Regions from separate parts of the Homo sapiens genome. Here region 1 is linked to region 2. Evidence: chromatin loops called from intact Hi-C (ENCODE). Cell type or tissue: IMR-90. All regions are shown on one strand. Links, peaks and the distances in the headings refer to the core of each region. The heading gives the core; the rest is flanking DNA. Region 1 holds the start of LOC124903537 (a long non-coding RNA gene). Region 2 overlaps ARNT2 (aryl hydrocarbon receptor nuclear translocator 2).

Region 1 (11,901 bases), core at 2,189-10,188, 65 kb before region 2:
TTCCTGGTGCTCAGGACAGGACTGGAGTGGGTTTCATATGTAACCAGCCCAAGCATAATTTTAAAATTGTATTAAAAGGCCTCAGGTGTGGTTTAATGCCTTCAATTATTGGACTAGAGTCTCTCAAACCCTCCTGTCCCTTGACTCATGTGGTTTTAGGCCTGGAAAGAGGTGACATGGTCCACTTTGGGAGAGTCAGGGTGGAAGGGTGTTGAGGCGAGGCAGGGAGCCAGGCAAGGCCTGCTGGAGTGGAGGTGGCTTAACTAGGGCAGCCTGACCTCCTTTCCCAGTGGAGTTTCCCTCCTCTGAGCCTCTCTCAGTGGTGATTCAATGTCTCATTCGTTGGACCTGCAGGGTCACCTGTACTGAATGTGTGGAGGTTTGCATGTGCACAGGGGAGGGGACAAGAAACCTGACTTCACTGGGGCCTGCAGACTCCCATGTTGGCTCAGGGACCCCAGAAAATCAATATGCTGTCAAAGAGTTTCAGCATCTGGGGTGAGGGTGATGGTGGAGTTCTTTGTTGAATTAAATTTTTTCCTAGCTGGAGAGGTGGTGACAAAGAGTGGGTGAAAGGTTATATACAGTCTCCTTAGAAACATCATGGAGTGATGTGACTTGTCATGATCTGACTTGTCTGCGAATAAAACTGGAATTTATCCACATGGAGAGAGAATGGGTGAAGCCTTACCATACAACAATGACACTGCTAGTGGAAAAGTGCTGGAAAGGGAGTTGGGAGCTCCCTGCTTTTGTTCTGGTTTTCACTTTGTGATCTTGGCAAGTTCCTTTCTTCTCTAACCCTCATTCCCCTCATCTTGACCCAGGAAGTTTCTAAGGCTCCTTCCAGCTCTGATTCTACTCTTTTGTTCAAGGCCTCATCCACCAATGTATGAAATGGAGGCAGATTGGAGGAGGGGGACTGGTGAAAAACCCAAGAGGACCTATTCTGAAGGCTCAGCAGAAACAGGGTGCCTTCCTCCAGTGGTTGCCGCAAACATCCTGGGCCCGGCTCTCTTGGCTCATTTTGGTCTACCTGCCCTGCTGTTGGCTGATCCTGATGGCCAGGGAGACTCTGAGCTAAGATGTGAGGTCCACCTACCTCACCACCCAAGGCACTTGGATTCAGAAAGAGAAGATTCCCTCTTGGAGGAAATCAGGTGCTGTCTGTCACTAAAAGAAAGAAGAGACAAGTGGGCAGGCAGGCACTGGCTGGCTCAGGAGAGCTGGCCTCGGTGGTATTGGAGGAGCTCCTTATGGGGAAGGACGAGTGTTCTGCAGAATGAAAGTGCCTTTTCCTCTCACCAGGAATGCTGGGATGTTTGGGTTACAGGATTCTGAGAAGAAGATGGAGCATGGAGGTGCCAGGATCAGATGGGAGTGGTGTCAGGGAGGGGCCACAGAATTAATGATCCTGGATATCTGAGTGGCCTAAGCCCCAGCTCTCTGCAGGGAAGGAGAGGAGCTGAGGAGAGGCCCAGGGCATTCCAGGTGATAGCAGAGCCTGTGACTGTAACTGGATATGCCCAAGAGGTGGGGTTCAGAGAGCAAGCAGGGAGCAGCAGAAGCAGCTCAGCAGGGGCCGCCCAAGGGAGCATGGAGTGAGCAGATTCTTTGTGCCTTCCGGTGGCCTTTCCCAGGTTCCCTCCTGTGGCTGTTGAACTCTGGAGAACCTTGATCCTGGTGAGCAGAACTGGAGGCGCCTTGTGGGTGACCTCAAGCACTGCCCTGGGTGGGGACCGCCTGGCTGTCCTGGCTGGAAAGTGGATGTGCACAAGCATAACCCACGGACTCTTCAAGACAAGGTCGATTTGGCCTGTTTCCCCTGCATCATACTTCCATGGCTCTGTTTCTGCTGGACTCTTCCTGCATTCAGAGAATTGGGTCAGCATTTTGGTTCAGTGTAGAAAATAGCTTCAAAATAGAGCTGTCCAACAGCAGAAGAGGGTGCAAGCAAAGGCCAAATTCCTCCCTCCCTCCCTTCCTCTCCCCATCCTTCCTGCCTGCCTGCCTGCCTGCCTTCTTTGCTTCCTTTCTTCTCTCTCTCTCCCCTCCTTCCTCCTTCCCTCTTTCTTTCTTTCTCTGACCACTACTTAGTTTATTCATTTATTCATCCATTCAACAAATACCTGCCTTGCATGGCTGTAGAAAGGTTATGTGGGATGCAGCTTACCTTGCGATCAGCCTCTCCTTCCCCTATCTCCTATATGCAGGAATCCCCAGCTGTTGTTGAATGAATGGACCCCCATTTGCCAACTATTCCAGCCGGGATTCTTTGTGATAATTTGTAGAGAGCCTGAGCCAGGTTGGTCCCCAAGGGATCTGGCTGGAAAGTTCCTGTGCATGATTCACATGTCCCAATCAGCTGTGATTAAGCTTTCCTATCTCCCTGAGAGCTTCATGGAAATCCAGAGATATTTTCAGCCTTGGATCACAGGATTTGGCTAGGCTGTGGTCTGGGCACAGATAGCAGCTCACGAGAACAGCTCACCGGGGAGCCATTTTCAGCCAGCTCTGCAGCTCTGCTCATATACCTTTCATCAGGCTGCATTTCCATGAGAGTTTAAAGATGGTGCATTCACTGAAGAGTCTCCCTGCCTGGGAGAGAGGACGTCTGTGGGACACTCGGTGCATGTTGCATTTATTCTTCTCATTAAACCATCACAGCTGGGTGGGTGGCTCACACCTGTACTCCCAGCACTTTGGGAGGCTAAGGCAGGAGGACTGCTTGTGTCCAGGATTTTGAGACCAGCCGGAGTATCATAGCAAGACCTTACTTCTACAAAAAAATTTAAAAAAATTAGCTGGGTGTGGAGTCATGCACCTGTAGCTGCAGCTACTCAGGAGGCTGAAGTGGGAGGATCGCTTGAGCCCAAGAGGTCCAGGTTGCAGTGAGCCATGATTGTGCCTCTACACTCGAGCCTGGGTGACAGAGCGAGACCCTGTCTCAAATAAACAAATAAATAAATACCATAACAGTGAAATATTAATAGCTGTAATGAATTCTTTTACTTTTTTAGATATAGGGTCTCACTACATTGCCTAGGTTGTTCTCAAACTTCTGGCCTCAAGCAGTCCTTCAGCCTCATCCTCCCATGTAGCTGGGACTACAGGTGTACACCATCATGCCTGGCTCATTTTTAAATTTTTTTTGTAGAGACAAGGTCTTGCTCTGTCACCCAGGCTCGAGTGCAGTAGCACAGTCATAGCTTGCTGCAGCCTCTCTTGAGCCTAGGAGGGTCCCAAGCATTTCTCCCACCTCAGCTTCCCAAGTAGGTGAGACTACAGGTGGGTGTCACTGCACTCAGCTAATTTTTTAATTTTTTTGTAGAGATGAGGTCTTGCCATCTTGCCTAGGCTGGTCTCACACTCCTGGACTTAAACAGTCCTCCCATCTCAGCCTCCCAAAGTGCCAGGATTATAGGCATGAGCCACCGCAGTGGGCCATCTTGCATGTTTCTAGCACGTTTACCTATTTCAGTGGATATCAACCCTAGCTGCACATTAGCATCAATCACCTGGGTAGATTTGATAAATACACTTGCCCAGGATTGGGGAAGGGAGCTGGGCACTGGCGTTTTGTTAAACCTTCCCAGGTGATTTTGATGCACAGGAAGGGTTGAGAACCATTTGTTGTCTGGGGCTCATCAAGGTCCTATGCATGGGGATTATCGGCCCCATTTCACAGGTCAGGAGCATGAGGCTTGAAGTTACTGAGAAGTTCTCAGGGCCACACACCTGAGGCCAAACAGCTGCTACAAAGTAGAGCTCGTAGTCAATGCCAAAGAAGCTTATTGCCTTTGGGGCATCTAGAGACAAAAAAGCCTTGGCGTGACCCAATATCCCTGGGGCACCAGGAGCCAGAACAGCGTTTAGTGGGGTTTGGGCATATGAGTGGTGAATGGCATCAAAGCTCTGAGACTGAGGCTCGGATGCAGGGGTCTCTAGGATCCTGTGTAGTCTAGTGGAGCACTTCTCAAAGTGTAGTCCTTAGGCCAGATGCATGAGCATCACTTGTGAACTTGTTAGAAATGCAGATTCTTCCCCACTGAATCAGAAGCTCTGGAGGCCCAGAGATCTGTATTTTCACCTACCTTTCAAGTCATCGTGATGCATGTTAAAGTTTGAGAACAACTGACTTGGTGAAACCATCCTGGGACTTCATATCAAGTTATCTGGATTGAGTCCACTGTTATTCTTGGCTTTGCCAAGCTCTTTGATCTCTGAGTTTAGCTTTACTCCTCAGAAAGTTGGGGAATCTATGACTTTGTGAAATGTCTTATTATAGAACTCCATGCACATGTTTATTTGAGTTTACTTGGAAGGTAAACCCTGGTAAAATCTGTTAAGTGTGTTTCATGGGTACACTGCACTTGCATCCATGAAGTGCAGGGAGCTTCTTAGAGATGCAGAATTGCAGCTCCCATCCCAGGCCTACTGAATCAGGATGTACATTTTAATAGGATTCCCGAGGAACTTATATACTTCGATGCACATTTTAGTTTGAGAACTGCTGAACTAAAGAATTTAGCAAATAGTGATTGTGCTGGGGGCTGCTTGCAGCAACCTGGGTCGAGGGCATCCTTTGGCATCTGGGACTGGCATGAAGTGATGGGATCTGCCTGAGTGACTCAACTGCCCTACTTGTGTTTGTACAGCTCTCAGGCGACCAGGCCTTGGTGGGGAGCAGCTAGAAGTGTAGCTCTGGGGGTTTGCTGTCCCCTCTATGCTTGCTATCTAGGGCAGAGGCTGACTAGGCAGGGGAAATGTGTATGGCAGCAGAGCAGCCTGTGTAGCAGCCTTAGGAACCTCACCGCACAAGCCCATACATCCTCTGCTCTCCACCAGGGTCCGCACCAAGTTTGCAGGTTCAGCAGGCGGCATCCTCCACTGTGGAACAGGAGAGCGAGGAGCTGGTAGCATGCTCATCCTGTCACCCTGGAAGGACCCAGACTAGAGCAGGAAGAAAGCCAGTTATACATGATGCTGCAAGAGTCAGCGTGCACCTCCTGGAACGTGTGTGCCTGGGAAAATAGCTGCCAGTTGTCAACATGCAGCCTCAGCCTACCCAAGGCAGCTGGGCCTTCTTCCTGACACTTTGCAAAAGAGGGCAAGGACAGACTGTTGAGTTCAGCCATGTGGTTGAGTCCTTCAGTGGAAGAATGTCAGGCAGATAATTGATCCCACAGGGGTCCTGTGAATTATGCAGTCCACCCCTGGGGTATCAGTTCTGGAAAAAGATGGTCCATTTCCAAGTGTCAGTCATGAAGGTAACTTCATAAAAACTGTACTTTCAAATATATAGCTTATTTTCTTTGGAATGCCCAAACTTAGTCTTTGGACTAATGCCAGAATCTTAATCCTGAACACATTCAGCAGTCCATTTCTTGCTATATTAGGTAACATATATAAATGTGGCAAAAAAAAAAAAACAACTTGATTTGATCTCGACTCAACTATTAACACTGTTATTGAGTTTCTGTTGTTCAAAATAGAAATAAAGCATTTTTATGGCAAGAAAAGCATGTTTATTTGACTTAGGCCCCTTGAAAATTGCCCAGTTGTGTAAGTAAACACTTAAAAACAAAGCATTTGGGGGTAAGTTGCCAGAGGTGCTTGATAAATGCACGTGAGAATGAAATCTGAGAATTGCTGGCTGGTTGTTTTTTGTATCTTCACAGTGACTTTCCCACTAGAAACCTCAGCCTCCTTAGATCTGTTATCCCAGATGTTTCTTTGGAGCCAGTTCAGTTCTTTCTCGTTGTTAAATATTTATACAACCTGCCTGTTTTGCTTCGCTACATGCATAGCATGGCTGATGCTGCTGAACTGTTTGTGTTTTTTTCTCATATTTTATGTTGAAAGATATTCCATGAATCTGGACAGATTTCCAGCCCAGGCTGTTGGGTTCATTATCACTCTTGTGTCACAGCAGATAAAGGAGTCAGAGTGGTGCTTTTGCACACGTTGCTGACTCTGGCTGGAAGGCTGGCCTCCCTGCACACAGTGAGCTCCACCAGCCGTGTGTGCTGAGGAGTGGTGGTGGGGATGGGGGGCGGTGCATAGGGGTGTAGGGAGGCAGCGGGGGAGTGGAAGAATCCCTGTACTTGGAGTCAGATGAACCTGGTGACAGTTACAGTCCATGGCCTTTACCTTGGGTGAATGACTTAACCTCCCTGAGCCTCAGTTTTCTCGCTTGTAAATGCAAACAATAACGCATCTCCTACAAAACTGCTTTGAAGCAGGCATTCAATGACATATGGGATAGTATTAATGATAGTGTTTGGGAATTGTAGAGAGTTCATTCATTTGTTTTAATAACTGCAAATTCCATTTAAACACTACTATAGATCAGTGGTTTCCCAAACTTTCCATCTTGCCCTGCTTTATTTGTCTTCTTAGCTCTCTAAAATGTGTCTTAGGATTTTGGTACTGTTGACAAGGGAAGATGGGTAGGCCCTGATCTTTGTTAGTTTTGCCCCTTTACAAAAGTGTGACATGTGCTTGAGAATCCCCATTGCAGGCTCAGGTAGAGGAGAGGGAAGAAAAGAGGCACTTACTTTTTTCTTTCTCTTTGTTCTATTCATTCATCCATTCATCCAGCATGTATTTAGTGAGTACTAACTAACTTGGTGCAAGACACTGTACTAAGTGCTGGGGATCTAGTGATGAATAAAACCCATGTGGCCTGGCTCTTGTGGAGTTTACAGTTCAGTGGGGAAAAGAGACACCAAAGAGATAATCACATCTAACACACTGTGGTAGGTGTTGTGGAGGAAAAGGCCAGGAGGGCAACAAGAACAAACAATACAGAATGGGACATGTCTGGGCAGGTTGGAGAATGCCCCTGTGAGTGACTGATGCCTGGTGAGATCTAATAAGGAAGCAGAAGGCAGCCAGGTGAGGAGATGGTGAAGCGTGGGGAGAGGGGATGCTGACTCCAAGACCAATTGCAGGCCACTGAGGATTTTAACCAGTAGAGGCCCATGAACCATGTTAGATGTGAGATGCTCACTCTGGTGACAGAGTGGAGAACATGTCATAGGACAACCAGACAGGTTTGGGGTATTCAAGGTTAGGAGGATGCTAGAGTTATCTATGCGAGGGCTGATGCAGGCTTGGGTTGGGGAGGAGTATAGTTTCCTCTGGCTGCCGTAGTACATTACTACAAACTGGGCAGCTTAAAACAATGGGAATGTGTTATCTTGCCGTTCTGGAGGTCAGAAGTCCAAAATCAAGGTGTCAGCAGCCAGGTCAGTTATTTCTGGAGGCTGTGAGGAAGAACCTGTTCCATGGCTGTCTCCTAGCTCTGGTGGTAGCTGACAGTCCTTGCCATTCCTTGTAGACACATCGGTCCAATCTCTGTCTCCATCATAAGGTGGCATTTTCCCTTTGTGTCTCTGGGTCCAAATTTCCCTCTTCTAAGAATACCAGTCTGTTGGATTAGGGCCCACCTTAATCTGGTATGACCTCATTTTAACTTGATTCTATCTACAAAGACTTTCTTTCCAAATAAGGTCACATATGCAAGTTCTGAGTGGACATGAATTTTGGGCAGGGGGTGGTTGGAGACACTGTAAAACCCAGTATAGATTGTAACAGTGGAGATGGAGGGAAGTGGTTAACTTCACCAGATATGTAGGCAGTGAAACCAACAAGGGGAGTTGATCCACTCACTCTAGTCCTTTACCCAAATAGTGTTTTAAAAAAGCTGATATCCAGGGTCATTGGTGGCCTCGTTGGTGCCTCTTCTCATTGTCAGATCTCTTCTACTAGAAGCAAGTTTAACTGCGGGGAGGACAGGAGGCACCTCCTCAGCATCCCTGACTTGTCGTGTTGAGTCAAGCCACAAAATCCACTGCTTCCTTTGATGTTTATGCATTCACTGATGGATCCCTTTGGACCCACAAGCCTATTTTTGTAGATCAACTTGGGTGCAATGCAGAATGTGCTCATTGTGCCCTGCTGGGGGATAGGAATACTCACTGGTGTTAATTTTTTATAATTGCTAATCACCTATGCAGTGAGTCAGCAGAGGTACAGCCCTAGGAATGGTCTTCTAGGCTGTGGGTGGTGTGGGATTTGATTTGCCCCACCATGTAGGCATGGAGCCCATTCAGATGTGAACGTGGTTACAGGTTGAGCCTTGCTGTATCGATTCCTCTGCTTCACTTTCCTGCTCTATTCCTCTTCATTTCCTTCCAGATGGGGCTACTGATGCTCACCACTCATCCATCTGGAGTAGGCTGAAGCTACCCTAGGTGGGACAGAGCAGCACTTCCCCCTCTTCCTCTCCACACCTCCCTGATATGGCAGGGCTTGGAATTCAGTCGCCGTGCAGACCCAGGCAGGCAGTTGAATTCCTCCAGGCTGCCCCTTGCTGTACTTCTCCCTGCTTCTCATACCACCCAGCCCTGAGCCCGGGCTTCCATCTCTCTTCGCCTGCCTTTGTCCTGACCTGATTCATCCTCTCATGCCTGAGTCCTGCCCACCTCCCCGTGCCTTGGGTCAGACCTGCCCCTTCATGTTGTCCATGCGCACAGCAGCAGAGCTGGGCACAATCCAGAGCCGAGGTCAGGGCTGTTTTTGCTGAGAGCAGTGGCAGGTCGCCACACTGAGGGTGGGTTCAGATGGGGCGCGTGGAGGGGTCAAGTCCAGGAACTGATGCAGGAGAGGGTGCAGGGAGATGGGCCAGAATGTCTGAGTGGGGAACAAGCCATGCACATCCAGGAGTTGAGAAGTTTGGCCCCCAGCTCAGGACATAGTCTGTGACTGACACCTGGCCCGCTCAGGCCTGGCTCTGACAGCCTGCAAGGTACGGGCTCAGTTTCCAGATGTTGGACTTAGATAGCTGGTACTTGACCATTGTGCCTACATTTCCAGAAGCTTCCTTTATAATCGGACCCTGAAACCAGACCAGGGCACCTGCCCCTCACCAGTCTCCTTCGTCTTCTGGACCTTGTCTTCTAGGTATGCAGACCTCCCATGCTTTGTTCATGGCAACAACTTCTTAGGGAAGGGATCTAAAACAGAAGCCAACCTGGGCATTGCAAGACCGGAAGAGGAGGCTTGCCCAGTAATGTCACTGAATGACTGGATTTTCCATGCATGGTAAATATTTCTTTGTAAGAGAAATAACGGAGAGGACACAGCCTCCCCAGCACAGGGCTTACAGGGAATCAGGGAGGCTGCCAGGGATACAAGTAGAACAGCCCTCACTGTGAACCTTATGTGCATTTTATGTACACATCCAACTAGGTTCTCCCTTTTGGCATTAGAGAACAAGCCGCTTCCCTCTAAACAAGATTCTGTAGTAGAGGGAGCTCTCCAGCCTCTGCCTGAGCTGGGCTGTTGGGAATCAGGAAGTTGGGTTTGAGAAGCAGGGAGAGGTGGTCTGCAGGATCCAGGCCTTTCCCAACTCCCAATAACAGTGCATCTCTGTCCTGGATAAAGAGGGAGTAGGCGGTGAAAGTTCTCTTCAGTGGTTCAACATACATATTTTCTATCCCACCAAAAATGTATGTGAATCGACTTGAGAATGCTAAATCTTGCTTTAAATTCATGCAGAGATTTAACCATGTAACACTGGTGTGCTTCTTTGTAATGCTAAAAGTCACCTCCTAAAGTTCCTACATTCTCATTTTCGTATTATGGCTTTTCTTGAAACAAGGCATACCCAAGTGACGCCTGAAGAACATTTATTACAGCTTTGTACATAAGTTTTTAAAATTCCCAGCTCTTAAAACAGTGGTTCTCAATCTCATTGTGCATCAGAATTCTGTTGATTCTTTTAAAAATTCAGATGCCAGGACTCCACTCCATTTCTGTGAACTCGACTGTACCATAGTGAAGTTCAGACATCTGTCTTTCAAAAGCTACCCTGATGATTCCAGTGTGGACCAACTACTGCTCCCCAATGCGACCCCTGCCAACAAACCCCACGCATAAATAAAATAAAATAAAATAATACAACCTAATTTGTCCTTTATCTAGGAGATAAATTTCAGGAAGATAGTTTCTTAATTTACTACCACCGAAAACCAAAATGTTAAAAATGTAGTCATCAACACAACTGAAAAATGTGCAGCACTTAGCATTCTAAGTCCTCTTTGAAAGAGTCTTGATTTCCTAATGAAGTATCTTTTATCCTAACTTTGATGTTCAGGAAGCCAATCGACAAATACTTTTTTCTTCCTTCTATAACAGGAAACTACAACAGAAATAACCTAGAAGTAGTATTTTTTTAGGCAGATATAATTACTTTGAGTTACTTTGGGATGTTTGAAAAGACGAATTGAATCATTGCTTCTTGCTGGTATGATTTAGATTTCAGTAATCATCTCACGTGATAGTCATATTTTGTAATACTTTGGTTAAAAATAGCTTTGTTGCAAAAACTCCAGTGTGATAAAGAAAATAAAATAGTTTCCTTTAGCTTCACCAAAGACAGACACATTTCCCTCTGAAATGTCATGACTCATGCCACATGGCTAAATAAAAGTGCACGTATAGCACTGATCTTTCCTGTTTATTGCTTTTTTAGTAGAAGCTAATTGAGGAAAACATCTGCATCCAGTTTTCCCTTTATTTTTGTAGATTCTTTTCTTCTACTCCAACGCAAAGCCTCCCTGGACAGTCATTTGCTCAGGCAGTGATCTGATAGATGGCTTTCAGTTTTCTCCTTTTGGGTGATGACATAAATTACTCTGCAATGAGCTATTTACAATGCCACTCTTTAACCTTGAGCTGAGCGCACACGTTCTAAGGACCTGAACTCACAAGAGCTCGGCATCATGAGGGTCACACAGGCTGACTCTTCTCTCAGTTCTACAGCTCTCTCCATAATAGGCCTGTGAAGTGGCCACTGGCTTCTTTTTGAACACCTGCAGTGGCAGAGCTGGCCACCTCAGAAGATAGCCCTTTCTACACTGGAACAGTGCACTTGTACTCAGTTTGAAGTTATCCCCAGTAACCCTTGCCATCGTCTTAGCACAGCCCACATTGCTTGCTAGGGCTGGGAATTGGCAGATGGGTGGACTCACCGACAGCCATGGTGGGGGGTTAAGAGCATGGACTTTCTGCCTGGGTTTGAGTCTTCGTTTCCCCGCTGACCAGTTGGGTGATCTTGGACAGGGTACAGGGATCCTCCCTGAGCCTCCAGTTCCTCATCAGTGTTGGTGTGAGGATGGTGCCCAAGACAGTGCCTGGCGTGGTCTGGGTACTCAGTAAATGCTTGTCATCTTTTTTTTTCCCCCAACCGTAGGCAGCTTTGTCTTGGGAGGTATTCTCAGTCCCTACCTAGTCAGGGATTCGTGCACACACTTTTGTAAGCACTCCCAGGAGAAAGTGGTGAGAGAGAGAAGCTGGATAGGTCAGGACAGGTCAGAAGAGAAGCCAGGCAAAGATGTGATTCTGGGGAGTCTAGCTTCAACCTGATCTGCAGGGACAAAGCCTGGGAGAGTAAGTTGCACAGAGTCAGTCCCTCTTTGAGGCAAGGGTGTGGGGTTTTGCAGTCCCTCTTTGAGGCAAATAAGTCACTGGTCGCAGGCCTTGAGGGGTGGGTGTAACTCCTAGATAACTTCAGTCCAGGCGGCTTCAAGGAGAAGGCTCTGGAGAAGATGCAGGTGTGAGCCATCAGCTGAAGAACCTGCAGCAGCTAGGAGAGGACCCAGCAGTCAAATTGGTGCGTGAGATCCAGGGTATCTGGGCGGGACATCCGCAGTGTCTACTGAAGCCCACGGAAGAAAGCCTGTTGGTGGAGCTGGCTGCAGGCTGGCCACCAGAGCAGCTGAGGTTTACCCAAAATAACCTGACAATGCAAAGAGCCCCTCCATGTGGATGCAGACCCCGCCCCACAGTCCCGTCTCCCCTCGGGGCTGCCCACAGCCTGGCCCAAGACTG
Region 2 (11,901 bases), core at 1,204-9,203:
CTGAGTTGTCTGGGGCTATAGTGACCACCCCACCACTGGAGGAGTTCAAGCAGCAATAGATGGACATGGGATTGAAGTCTCATGAGGGTGTTGGGCTCAGTGTCTTCTAAGGACACCTCCTACCCTGAAACTCCATTGCCATGTGGAATCCTATCTTCCTTCATCTCAGACCTTGGGGCAGTAACCCTTGTCCATCTACTGAGCAGGAGAACACCTTCTTCCTTATTGCTTTGGGGCTCCTACTGTAAGTTATTTCTGTGCTTTCAGAGCTAGCTCTTTAGTCAGCTGAGTGTGCTGCTGCCCAGCCCAACTCATCATTCTAGAATCACCTGGTCCTCTTGAAAGAGGGCAGGGCTCTTTAAATTCCTGAGGGGCAAGAAACTGGACATCCTTAAAGGCACATGTGTGCTGTTCATGTGAGTCCTGACTGGTATTTGGTGTTTGGAGGAACTGTAGGTACATGGTAAATGTCATGAAAAGCCATGTGTGCTGGAATGAAGACTTTTGATTTGTGTTTATTCCCTGCAGAGGAATGGTGTGGCCAACTTCTAGGAGTGATATAGACGACAGGGTAGAGAGGAGATGATTGGAGAGCTAACTGAAGTCGAAGCAGACAGGTTTGGTGTCCATTGATATGCAACTGGTGAGAGGAAGGAATAGTGCAGGATGATGCTAAGATTTCTAACCTGAGATATGCAGTCACTAATACATAACAGAAGACAACTCTAGATGTCATTAGCAAAAAGAGAATTCTTAGATAAATGTTAATGAGTCCCATCATTCAAAGGGGGCCAGCTTTGGAAAATGAACAGAAACCTAGGCAGCTTCCATGGGTTAAAGAAGCATGAAGCCCAGGGAATATCTGTTAGTAGCAGCAGCCTGCTCAGGACACTGTGCTTTGTTCTGCTGATGAATTTGAACCATCCCTTCACCCCGGAAGGATACAGGGAGGTAAAATCTAGCTTCTTTGACTTCCAGAGTGGAAGCTAGTATACCGTCTTCCACCATGATCACTCATAAAGGAGGATTTCTTTCAAGTAAGACGTAGGTTTGGCTGCTGGTCAGTCTAATTAAGTGACAGATGTTACTGCTGGTAGTGCTGCTTCTAATAGAGATTAGAATGTATACCAGTAAGTGATTGAGTTTTGCTGCGTATAACAGAAAATCCCAAATATCAGGGCCTTAAATAAATCTATTTTATATCCAAAGGTAGACAATCTAGAGTTAGTACAATGATTCTGTGATGTAAGCAAGGACTCCTTCTCTCAGCTTTCACTCCACAATCGTTATTGTGTGACCCTGGCTTTCCTGCCTTTCGAGATGGCTGCTAGCACTCCCCGGTCATATCTATGTTTCATATGGAAAGGAGTGTTCCCAAAAGCCATGCTCATGACTTCTGCATCCATCTGATAGGCCAGAGCCATGTCAGTTGAACACCTCTAACTCTAATGGAGCAGGCACATTGCCGCTCTGAATAAATCAAGGTTCCTTAGCATGGAAGGAGAGAATGTAAATGATGTATGTCACTAGTGGTCTTTTCCATGGAGAGCAGAAAGAGGAGGATGTTTTGGTAGAGAGATTTGGGCACGATTTTGAAAGACCTGTGAGACTGAGGTAGACATTTTCAGTAGGTAAGTGAAGGCAAGATCTGGAACTGCAAAGGAACATCTCGACTAGAGACATAGTCTTGGGTCTCATAAATGTATGGTTAGAAATAGAGGCAATGGCTGGGCGCGGTGGCTCATGCCTATAATCCCAGCACCTTGGGAGGCTGAGGCAGGTGGATCATGAGGCCAGGAGTTCAAGACCAGCCTGGCCAAGATGGTGAAACCCCGTCTCTACTAAAAATACAAAAATTAGCCATGTGCGGTGGCAGGCGCCTGTAATCCCAGCTACTCAGGAGGCTGAGGCAGGAGAATCGCTTGAACTCGGGAGGTGGAAGTTGCAGTGAGCCGAGATCACGCCATTGCACTCCAGCCTGGGCGACAGAGTGAAACTCCATCTCAAAAAAAAAAACCAAACAAAACAAAACAATAAACGGAAAGAAAGAAATAGAGGCAATGGAAAAATGATATAAAAAGAGACAAGATGAGGTATAAAACTCTGGGGAATGGCAATGCATAGAGCAGCAACAGTTATCAAGGTGTGGTCCATGGACCCTGGGAGTCCCTGAAACGTCTTCAAGGGCACACAAAGTTAAAACTATTCTCATAATAACACTGAGATGTTATTTGCTGCTTTCTGTGTGTCAACATTTGCGCTGATGGCGTAAAAAGCATTGGTGGGTAAACTTGCTGGGCCTTAGCGTGAATCAAAGCAGTGATACCAAGCTGTCCTGGTGGTCATTGTATTCTTTATCACTACACACTTGCAATTAAAAAATAATTTAAAAATGTTTAAATGCCGGCTTCACTTAAGAATGTCCCTGAAGAGGCAGTAAAAATTATGAGTTGTATTAAGCCCCGGATGGAAAACTTGCATAAAGCAACTTCTGCAGCATACCAAAGCACAGGGATTGTGTCAGGGGAAAGCATGTATGCTTCCTTTGGGCTGTGAGCTGAACTAGGTGTTTTTTCCATGGAACATAGTTTTTGCTTGAAAGAATGACTAACAAACAAATGGTGGTTATTATAACTTATGTATTTAGCAGATATTTTCTCAAAAAAAATTGAACTTGTCACTTCAAGGAAAACAATTGACAGTATTTGTTGTCAGTGGTAAAATTCAGATTTTCTAATAAAAATTTGAGTTTTGGAAAGCTTGTATCTGTCACCATAATTTTGACCAGTATCTAGAGATGTTTCTGATGAGATACATGGTGGTATTAACAAGTGCAGTTTTTTTTAATGTTGTATAATGCAATGTGTCAACATTTAGAAGGTCTGTATAATACGGTGAACTAGTATTTTCCAAATGACCAATACATAGTATGTAAAATTATGTGATGGGTAAAAGATCTATCTAAAGTGTTAGACAAACTAGCCTATTTTAATATTGTATTGAATATTACAATATGACAGTATGAAAAATTCATTCATATAGTTTTGGATTTTATATTACAATTAGCCTTTAAGAAACTAACACTTGTCAAGATTTGGAAAAATACCAAAGGAGAATATACTCAGTATTCTGAAAAAGCTTCCCCTTTTTCTCTCTTTTCCATATCTGTGTGAGGCCATATTTTCTTCATATGCCTCAACTAAAACAACATATTGTAGCAGATTGAGTGCAGAGCAGATATTAGAATCCAGCTGTCCATTATTAACCAAGGCATTAAAGAGATTTGCAAAAATGCTAAACAATAATTGAGGGATAATTACTTAATATGATAAATGTGTGTGCGTGCATGTTATATCTTAGTCCAAAAGGTGATATTTAATGGAGAAAGCCCTGAGACATTTCCACTAAGATCAGAAACAAGGCAATAATGCCCACTATCTCTACTACTATTCACAATTATAATAGACATATTATCCCATACAACTAAACAAGAGAAATTAGAGGCAAAAGAATGCACAAAGAAAAAGGAAAACTGTCTCTGTTTTCAGATTATATAATATTACACCTGGAAAAGCCTAGTGAATCAGTGATAAAACGGAAACAAATAATTCAGGTTAATATATGAAAATCAATAGCCTTCATATACATAAACAATAAACAGAGGCTATAATGGTAGAGAAAGCCACATTTACAATAGTAAAAACAGGATTAAATACTTAGGAATAATTTTAATGAGTACACAAAGTACAAGTATATATGAGGAAAATTTGAAAACAGTCCTGAAAGACACAAAAGTAGGTTTAAACAAATGAGAAAACATCCTTTGTTCTTGGGAGGATAACTCAACATTGTAACTTCAGGAGATGTCAGTTCTCCTGAAGTTAATTTACAAATTCAATGCAATCCTAATAAAAATATTATCAAGCTATTTTATGGAGTCAGATAAGTTGGTACTATCAAAGTTCCTGTGGAAAAACATACCTTCAAGAATAGCCAAGAAAAAATACAACGAATAGTCCTACCAGACATTAAAACATACAATAAAGCCTCTATAATTAAAATAGTATGGTACTAGTGCCTGAATAGACAATTGGGCAGTGCAATAGAAGAGACAGTCCAAAATTAGACCCAAACATGTATGGAAATTATATGATAAAGTTGGCATCTCAAATCACTGCAATTTAAGAAAATGTTGATGGGGCAACTGGATAGCTATTTAGAGAAAGATAAAATTAGATTAATATCCCAAAACTCCCAAAAGAATAACTCTGAATGGATTAGGGATCTAAATGTGAAAAATAAAACCATAAAAGTATCAGAGGAAAACAAGAGTGAATTTTTCCTTAAGCTTTGTGTAAGAAATAGCTTTCTAACTATGACTCAGACTCCAGAGGTAAAAAAAGGTTGATAAATCTTACCACATAAAATTTTTGAAATTTTTAAATCACCACAAAGTCAAAAGACAGGGGACCATCTGGAAGAACATATTCATAACATATACCGCAAGGATTTAATATCCCAAATACAGGGAACTCTTAAAAATGGACAGGCAAAAGATCCAAATAGAAAAATGGGAAAGAGACAGAAGCAGACAATTCACTAAAAAACAAGATATAAAAAATGATCCTCAAACATAAAAAGTAATGTTCAAACTCACTCATAATTAGAGAAATGCAAATTAGGACAACACTAAGAAATCACTTCTCACCTGTCAGACTGACAAACATTAAATAATGTGACAGCACATTCTGTTGGCCAAGACTCTGGGGAAGCAGACCTCCTATACATTCCTGGTGGGAATGCAAATTGGTGCAACCCTTCTGGAGGAAAGTTTGGCAAAACAAAACTACATATGCACTTACCTTTTGACCCAGCAATCCCACTTCTAGGGATCCACTCCGAAAACGCACTTCTGATGATAATAAAACACATATGCACAAGGTTATTCATTGCAGCATTGTTTCTCATTGCAAAATATTGGAAACACCTAAACGTCCAGTATTTAGTGGTTGAATAAATCATGGCACATCAATAAGATGAAGCAGTGTGCAGTTATAAAAAAGAATTGAGGAAGAGCTGTATGAATGAATATGGAGTGAATTCCAGGACATAGTGTTCAGTGAAGTAAGCAAAGCCCAAGAGTGTCTACAGTAAACAGCTCTTCATAGAAGAAAGAAGAGGACATGAGAAAGTGTACATGTATCTGCACATTTGTGCAAAAGAAATGCAGTAAGGATAAACCAGAAATGAAAGAGACTGGTCACCTACAGAGGGTGAATGGAACAAGGATGGAAAGAAGACAGAATGTAGTGTAGTGAGAGTGACATTTCTCCGGCTCACAAAACCATAGTGATATTTAACGTGCTCTTATCAATGTCTGGAGTGAGGGGCTGTCACTGTACTTGTGTGACTCTATCACTGTGAACCCTTGGTCCGACCCAGTGTGGAAATATTTGCGTTAAGTGTCATGCAGTGTAAAAGGAAATGTTCTACTTAACAGCACTTGCCTATGAGGTATCAAAAAGGAATGCTTGTTTTCACTACGACAGTTCTAACCAACTGCAGATGTTTAAGAACCTTGCACTGTGAAGGACCCCAGATACCAGACCCACATTGGACCAAACAGAAGACTGTTTTCTAACCCCTGTGAAGAGTGAGGATTGTTTTAACCAGTTCCTTTCTATCTGGAGCACTAGTTTTCAGTGCTTAGCATAACCATCACCAGTGTCTCCTTTCTAGCCCTTAAACAACCCTGACTTCCCCCTACAAGGGGAAACACTGGTTGTGCTCCCTTGCCTGACAAGTTAGTAACCAGCTTCAGTGGTTTTTACTTGTGTTTCTTTTGCCTCAGATGGTCTTTGTTTCATTCTTTGTCAGCAGATAAGAGAGATATTTACATAAGCTGAAAGACCCATATTGGCTTCTTACTGAAATATCCTAAATAAATGTTTTGTCCAAGTTGTACAAGTGTACAGAATAACTATTTCCATTTCATCTTCCTTAATTTCCTCTGCATCATCCACAGATGGAGATGATAATGTACCATAAAATTATCAAAAGACATCAGGCAGAGAGAAGCAGGAACTGAGTGAGGAACTGGTTAATTCATTGGCTGGCTTCCCAGCCCTGCATGGCCAACACTCACTGTATTTTCGATTGCTTAAATAAAATCGTGGACACTTTTCTTCTTTCCCATTCACCTTGGGCATATTGTTGATGACACAGGTATTTCCCATTTCAGGAATGACCATACCTGAAGAAGACGCTGATGTGGGACAAGGCAGTAAATATTGCCTCGTGGCAATTGGGAGACTCCAGGTAAGAAAAAATTCGTAGCCTTTTTAATCTTAAATGAAGGCTTATTGCCACAAAGTGCAGAAGACTGTCGGTTTGGCTGCCTATTCTGATCACCTGTGTTCTTGGTATTTGTTGGGTTTCGTGTCTCACTCTGTGGGACAAGGCTGAGGCCAAATCTAGAAGAGAAGGGGACTGTGAGCTGTAAGCAGAGTTCTTACTGAATTGAGGGGTTGCATCAGTTCATCCCCCATGCTTGTGCTGGTTGCCACAAACTTGCGTTCTGCTCACATCACATCCCTGCTTAACCCCCTTGACTGTTTCCCCAGAGTCTATGGGATGAAGTCCAAGCTCATCATTACAACTTTATCTCCTTGCCTTCTTCCTCTCTCACATCTTATTCCCACACAGCACCATTCCCCTTTCTATAAACCCCCACCTCTACGGGTGTTCACAGGCTGTTTCTTCTGCCTGGTATTTCCTTGTTCTCCTTCTTCTCCTTTCAATGTTCCTTATCCTCCTTATCTGCTCATCTTTCAAGACCCAACTAAAATGTCTCCCTGATCTTAGTCTAAATCAATCCTTCTCTCCTCCCTATTCTCATAGCACTGAGCTCTACCCTCAGTTACTCTTCTTTCACTGTCTGTTGCAGGTAGTAAGTTGAGTGCATGCTCATCCCCGCAAGCTCCTCAAGGCCAGGGAACGTGTCTTTTATTGTGTGAAGGTTAAATTTGCTCAATGTCTGGCACACACAGTAACCACTCATTCAACTGGACTGTTCATTCTCCCTAGGACATTGAGGGTCTTCCCCATGCTGAAGAGGAGAGACATACTAGACCTGGTTCAGATACACTAATCCCTGGTTTCCTAGTTCTGACCATTTTCAGACAAATGAATAGGTAATTTCATCCATGTATGGGTATTGCTTGCACATGGGTGAAGAAAGAATATTTGGGTAAATTCAGTTCACAAATATATATGCTCCAAGTATTTTAACTAGTTCCTTAGGCTCGTTTGCCATCCTTAGTAAAGGGAAGGTGGGGGAAGAGAAGGGGATTAACATTTATTGAGCACCAACTTGAGCAAATGCCAAGGTTTAACATGCAATATCCCTTTTAAGGCTCACAAATGCCCTGTGAGATTATAGGTTTTATTATTCCCATTGGTTGATAAGGCAACTGAAGTTCAGAAATGTAAAGAAAGTGGCCAACTGTTACAGTTAAAGATGTGACCAGGGATAGATATTTGAACACTTTAGGGTCATCGTACTAAATGACATGGAAGGATCTTTGAAGTGAAATGCACATGGATTATTCTTCTCATCTCTGTCACCATCTCCATCTCGTCTCTGTCAACACCACCTCAACTGTGGATTTTCCCCATCCCAGGTGACCAGCTCTCCTGTATGCATGGACATGAATGGGATGTCGGTGCCCACAGAGTTCTTATCCCGGCATAACTCCGATGGAATCATCACATTTGTGGATCCAAGATGTATCAGTGTGATTGGCTACCAACCCCAGGTGAGTAGATAGTTTTGAGCCTATGGCAATTGACTAGAGATTTAATTGTTTTTAAAACATTCTTACTTCATTTGAGATACAACACAATGGCCATGTGGAGAAACATCATAAAGACCCATATACCCTGCCTAGATAGAACGATAGATATCCTTCCAAGGCAAGAAAAGACGTTGTAAACACTTGTGCCACTTAACATGGACTCTTTCTTCTTTGCCCTCACTGTTATGTTTCTCTAGTTGATTTTTCACAAACTGGAATTAAGATGTTCTATTAATAGGGGATCTCTTATTAATATTCATTACAAAGCTCATTAATGTGGAAGACCCTGCAAATCCTGGTAAAGATGCCTACCTAATTTTGCCTAACCTCTTGTTTCTCAAGTGCATTTGGAAACCTTTTTTTGTATAGGTGGCACGTCTTTAGGTCTGTGTTCTAGACTCTTTTTTGAAAAGTCAATGTCATAAGAAACAAAAAGGCAGGAGCAGTTGTCCCAGATTAAAATAGACCAAAGAGATAAAATAATAATATGCCACATAAGGGCCTTAATTGTGTCCTGGGCCTCAAGACATATTGATAGAAAAGACATTTAGGAGACAATTGAAATGTTAATATGTACAGAATATTGGGTGATGTCATTGAATAATTATTGATTTTCTTAGGTTTAGTATAGCACATGATAGCACATTGTCGTTTTGTAAGATAATCTCATTTTTATGAGATACATGCTAAAATACTTTGAGAAGTACCATGATGTCCACAACTCAATTTCAAATGGTTCAGTAAGAAATTAAGTATATTAAGTATATACATGCATATGTATGAATATATACACATATATGAAGAAAAAAATGCAAATGTGATAACATATTGATAATTATTGAATATACATAAAGGATATATAGCAGTTTATTGTACTATCAACTTTTCTGTAGATTTAAATTTATTTAAAAATAAAAAGCTTTTTTATAAAAGAAAAAATATTTATTCTGAGCAACTACGTTTGGGATATGTAGATATGAGTATTTTAATGATGTGTATTTTAGGACTAGAAGCAGTTCAAACTAGAACTATTAGGACTCTGCATATAATTCTGCATCTCTAGATTCATATAAACCTCGAGATTCTTGGATGAAATAAAGGGAGAAATTGATTTGTTTCCAAATTCACCCCAACCTCTGATGGCAGCCAGACCCATTTATCTAGTGGCACCTCCCAGGGGCATCCAGTTGCTCCTTGGCACACAGATAGGACTTCCCCTCCATTGCCAGTGTCAGCATTCACTTAGACCATTTGCTGATTTGGATTGCGATCTATGAGTTAGTTTAAATCTTTTGCTGTTTAAGACACTTCCTGGCCAGGCATGGTGGCTCATGCCTGTAATTCTAGCACTTTGGGGGGCCAAGGCAGGTGGATCACTTGAGGTCAGGAGTTAGAGACCAGCCTGACCAACATGGTGAAACCCTGTCTCTACTGAAAATACAAAAATTAGCTGGGCATGGTGGCGGGTGCTTGTAATCCCAGCTACTCGGGAGGCTGAGGCAGGAGAATTGCTTGAACCCAGGAGGCGGAGGTTGCAGTGAGCTGAGATCGCGCCATTGCACTCCAGCCTGGGGGACAAGAGTGAAACTCCATCTCAAAAAATAAAAAACATAAAATAAATTTTAAAAAATACACTTTTAACTGGACCACTTTACTACAACACTTTTGAAGTTATCCGTTAACAGTTTATCTTATTCTGATCAGTTTCATTGTGAAACACACTTTTGTTTTGGGCTAATGCTATGTCCTTTGAATGTAGCATAGACTAATGATGATAAATAGATAGTAAACAGGCTTTTAACAAGTACAGTTATTTTATGATAACCTCATTTTTTCAGCCACAGGAGAGCTACAATTTCCACATTTAAACAATTCCAGTTTTCATAAGCAACACATCTGTCCTCAGGCTATCATTTTGCTTTCTTTTTATGTTATTAAAGTATGTTTATTGCAGTTTGCCTCTCCAAGACAAACAAAAATAAAATTGCATTCTGAAGCTACTGATGTAGTGCCTTAGCAAAATTAGAAATGGATATTGAGCATGCCAGAAGAACTTAGAGTGAATACCAAGAAGCCAGTTCTCTGACGGCTCCCAGGGAAATTTTGCACTCACTTTTTCAAAAAATCTGGGGTGGGACAGGCTAAAGGAGATGAGTTAAAGGAGATGGAAATGAACACTGTTGTATCACAGTGAGTATACAAATAATTACAAATGGATCTGGGATTATTAAAGCTTGTCTCTTTTATTTAGGATCTTCTGGGAAAGGACATTTTGGAATTCTGCCACCCTGAGGATCAAAGCCATCTGCGTGAGAGCTTCCAGCAGGTACATACTGCCAGTACCCACTTAAAGCTGATGCATAGTCTGGGCACCTGTGGATGTGGCTGGCAGGACATTAGTCCTACTATGTGCCAGGCAGGCTGCAAGGTCCTACCTATGGCCTCACTCAGGGCCCCTGCTAGGAAGTCACTCACAGTCTAGTAGGGAAGACAGACACACATCAGTAAATAAGTACTATGTAATAGGAGGAGAACTCTAAAGGGTCATGAAGAAAAACATTGCAGAGCACAGAGGCTGGAGAGGTTAACTGCATGGGGAAGAGGCAGGAATTGTTCCAGGGGAGAGAATAACTGGGATGGGTCTTAAAGGATGAGCATAGAATAAATGAGTGAACATTCTAGACTGAAGGGGCAGCCCTAGAGATGCAAAAGGGAGAATCCTAAGCAGTTCCTAGTGGCTGGAGTGACACTGGCTGACTTGGAGGAGGTGGGCAGTGGTGATAGAATGAGCCTGGTACAGCCAAGTTATGAAAGGCCTCTTAACCCATGCTGAAGAACATGGATTCTCTCCTCAGTCATTTAAAGGTAAGTGAGGGCCAGGTGTGGTGGCTCATGCCTGTAATCCCAGCACTTTGGGAGGCCAAGGTGGGCAGTTCACTTGAGGCCAGGAGTTCGAGACCAGCCTGGCCAATGTGGCAAAACCTCTACTAAAAATACAAAAATTAGCCAGGCATGGTGGCACGCACCTGTAGACCCAGCTAGTTGGGAGGCTCAGGCAGGGGAATAGCTTGAACCTGGGAGGTAGAGGTTGCAGTGAGTGAAGATTGCACCACTGCACTTCAGTCTGGGCGACAGAGTGAGACTCTGTCTCACTCACTCACTCACTCACTCAATCAATACAAAGTTAAGAGACCGGGTGTGGTGCCTCACGCCTGTAATCCCAGCACTTTGGGAGGCCAAGGTGGGCAGATCATGAGGTCAGGAGTTCGAGACCAGCCTGGCCAACATGGTGAAACCCTGTCTCTACTAAAAATACAAAAATTAGCCGGGTGTGGGGGCGGGCGCCTGTAATCCCAGCTACTCTGTAGGCTGAGGCAAGAGAATCGCTTGAACCCGGGAGGCAGAGGTTACAGTGAGCCAAGATCGTGCCATTGCACTCCAGCCTGGGCGACGAGCAAGACTCTGTCTCAAATAAATAAAGAAAGAAAAATAAAATACAAATAAAGGTAAGCGAGGATGACTTTGAGGATTTTAGGCAGAGCAGTGTTTTGAAAAACCACTTTAGTAGCCCAGGTTTGCAGAAGAGACAGGTGGAGGAAATAACTGGAAACAAAGACAAGAGGCTTTAAAATTGTCCAAGTAAGAGGTGATGTGGCCAGAATATGGGCAGGAGCAGTGGGAATTTGAAATAGGGGGCAACTTGAGGAGACAGTTGTTTGATGAGTGCTGATGCTTTGGATAGACATGGTGAAGAGAGAGAGGGATTTAGGATGACCTGGGAGCCCAAGAGGGTGGCCACCTGAGTAACAGTGTCATGCACATCGTGACTGTTAGCTGCTGTGTACCGAGCACCTACTGTGTGCCAAACATATGGGAAGCCTTGTCCCATGCACTATTAAATCTGCACAGTAGTCGGAGGAGGTAGGCATCATCATCTTCATGTTACAGGTGAGTGTAGTGAGGCTTGGTGACCTAAAAGCACCGTCCCGCCACACAGGTGATGAATGAGAGAACCAGGATTCACATGGAGGAGTTTCAGCTTCCT

Evidence for each region. Hi-C counts contacts between places; a loop is a spot of excess contacts. Peaks named below come from ENCODE experiments on the same cell type or tissue, not always from the same donor. Only the 100,000 strongest peaks of a DNase experiment are listed, where the experiment ranks them.
Region 1: it touches region 2 in a loop (3-fold over the local background); 4 of 110 quality-filtered maps call a loop at or near these places.

What each region holds. Positions count from the first base shown.
Region 1 is chr15:80,478,764-80,490,664 of GRCh38, forward strand. The region is part of intron 5 of ARNT2 (aryl hydrocarbon receptor nuclear translocator 2); the gene reads left to right. LOC124903537 (a long non-coding RNA gene) reads left to right here and starts at 1,182. Exons shown (of 2, transcript XR_007064731.1): 1 at 1,182-9,111; 2 at 9,803-11,901. RefSeq lists enhancers at 1,122-2,041, 2,042-2,960. In IMR-90, for the core only: no CTCF peak of the experiment used is centred there; DNase peaks (open chromatin) are centred at 2,408, 4,138 and 5,798; H3K4me3 peaks cover 97 bases; H3K27ac peaks cover 7,319 bases.
Region 2 is chr15:80,544,958-80,556,858 of GRCh38, forward strand. It overlaps ARNT2 (aryl hydrocarbon receptor nuclear translocator 2), which reads left to right. Exons shown (of 19, transcript NM_014862.4): 9 at 6,242-6,318; 10 at 7,683-7,817; 11 at 10,108-10,182. It overlaps ARNT2-AS3 (ARNT2 antisense RNA 3), which reads right to left. Exons shown (of 3, transcript NR_120363.1): 3 at 9,652-11,901. Among named protein-coding and RNA genes, the nearest start is that of ARNT2-AS3, 12 kb to the right of the region's middle. In IMR-90, for the core only: no CTCF peak of the experiment used is centred there; DNase peaks (open chromatin) are centred at 4,414, 5,534 and 6,114; H3K4me3 peaks cover 718 bases; H3K27ac peaks cover 3,991 bases.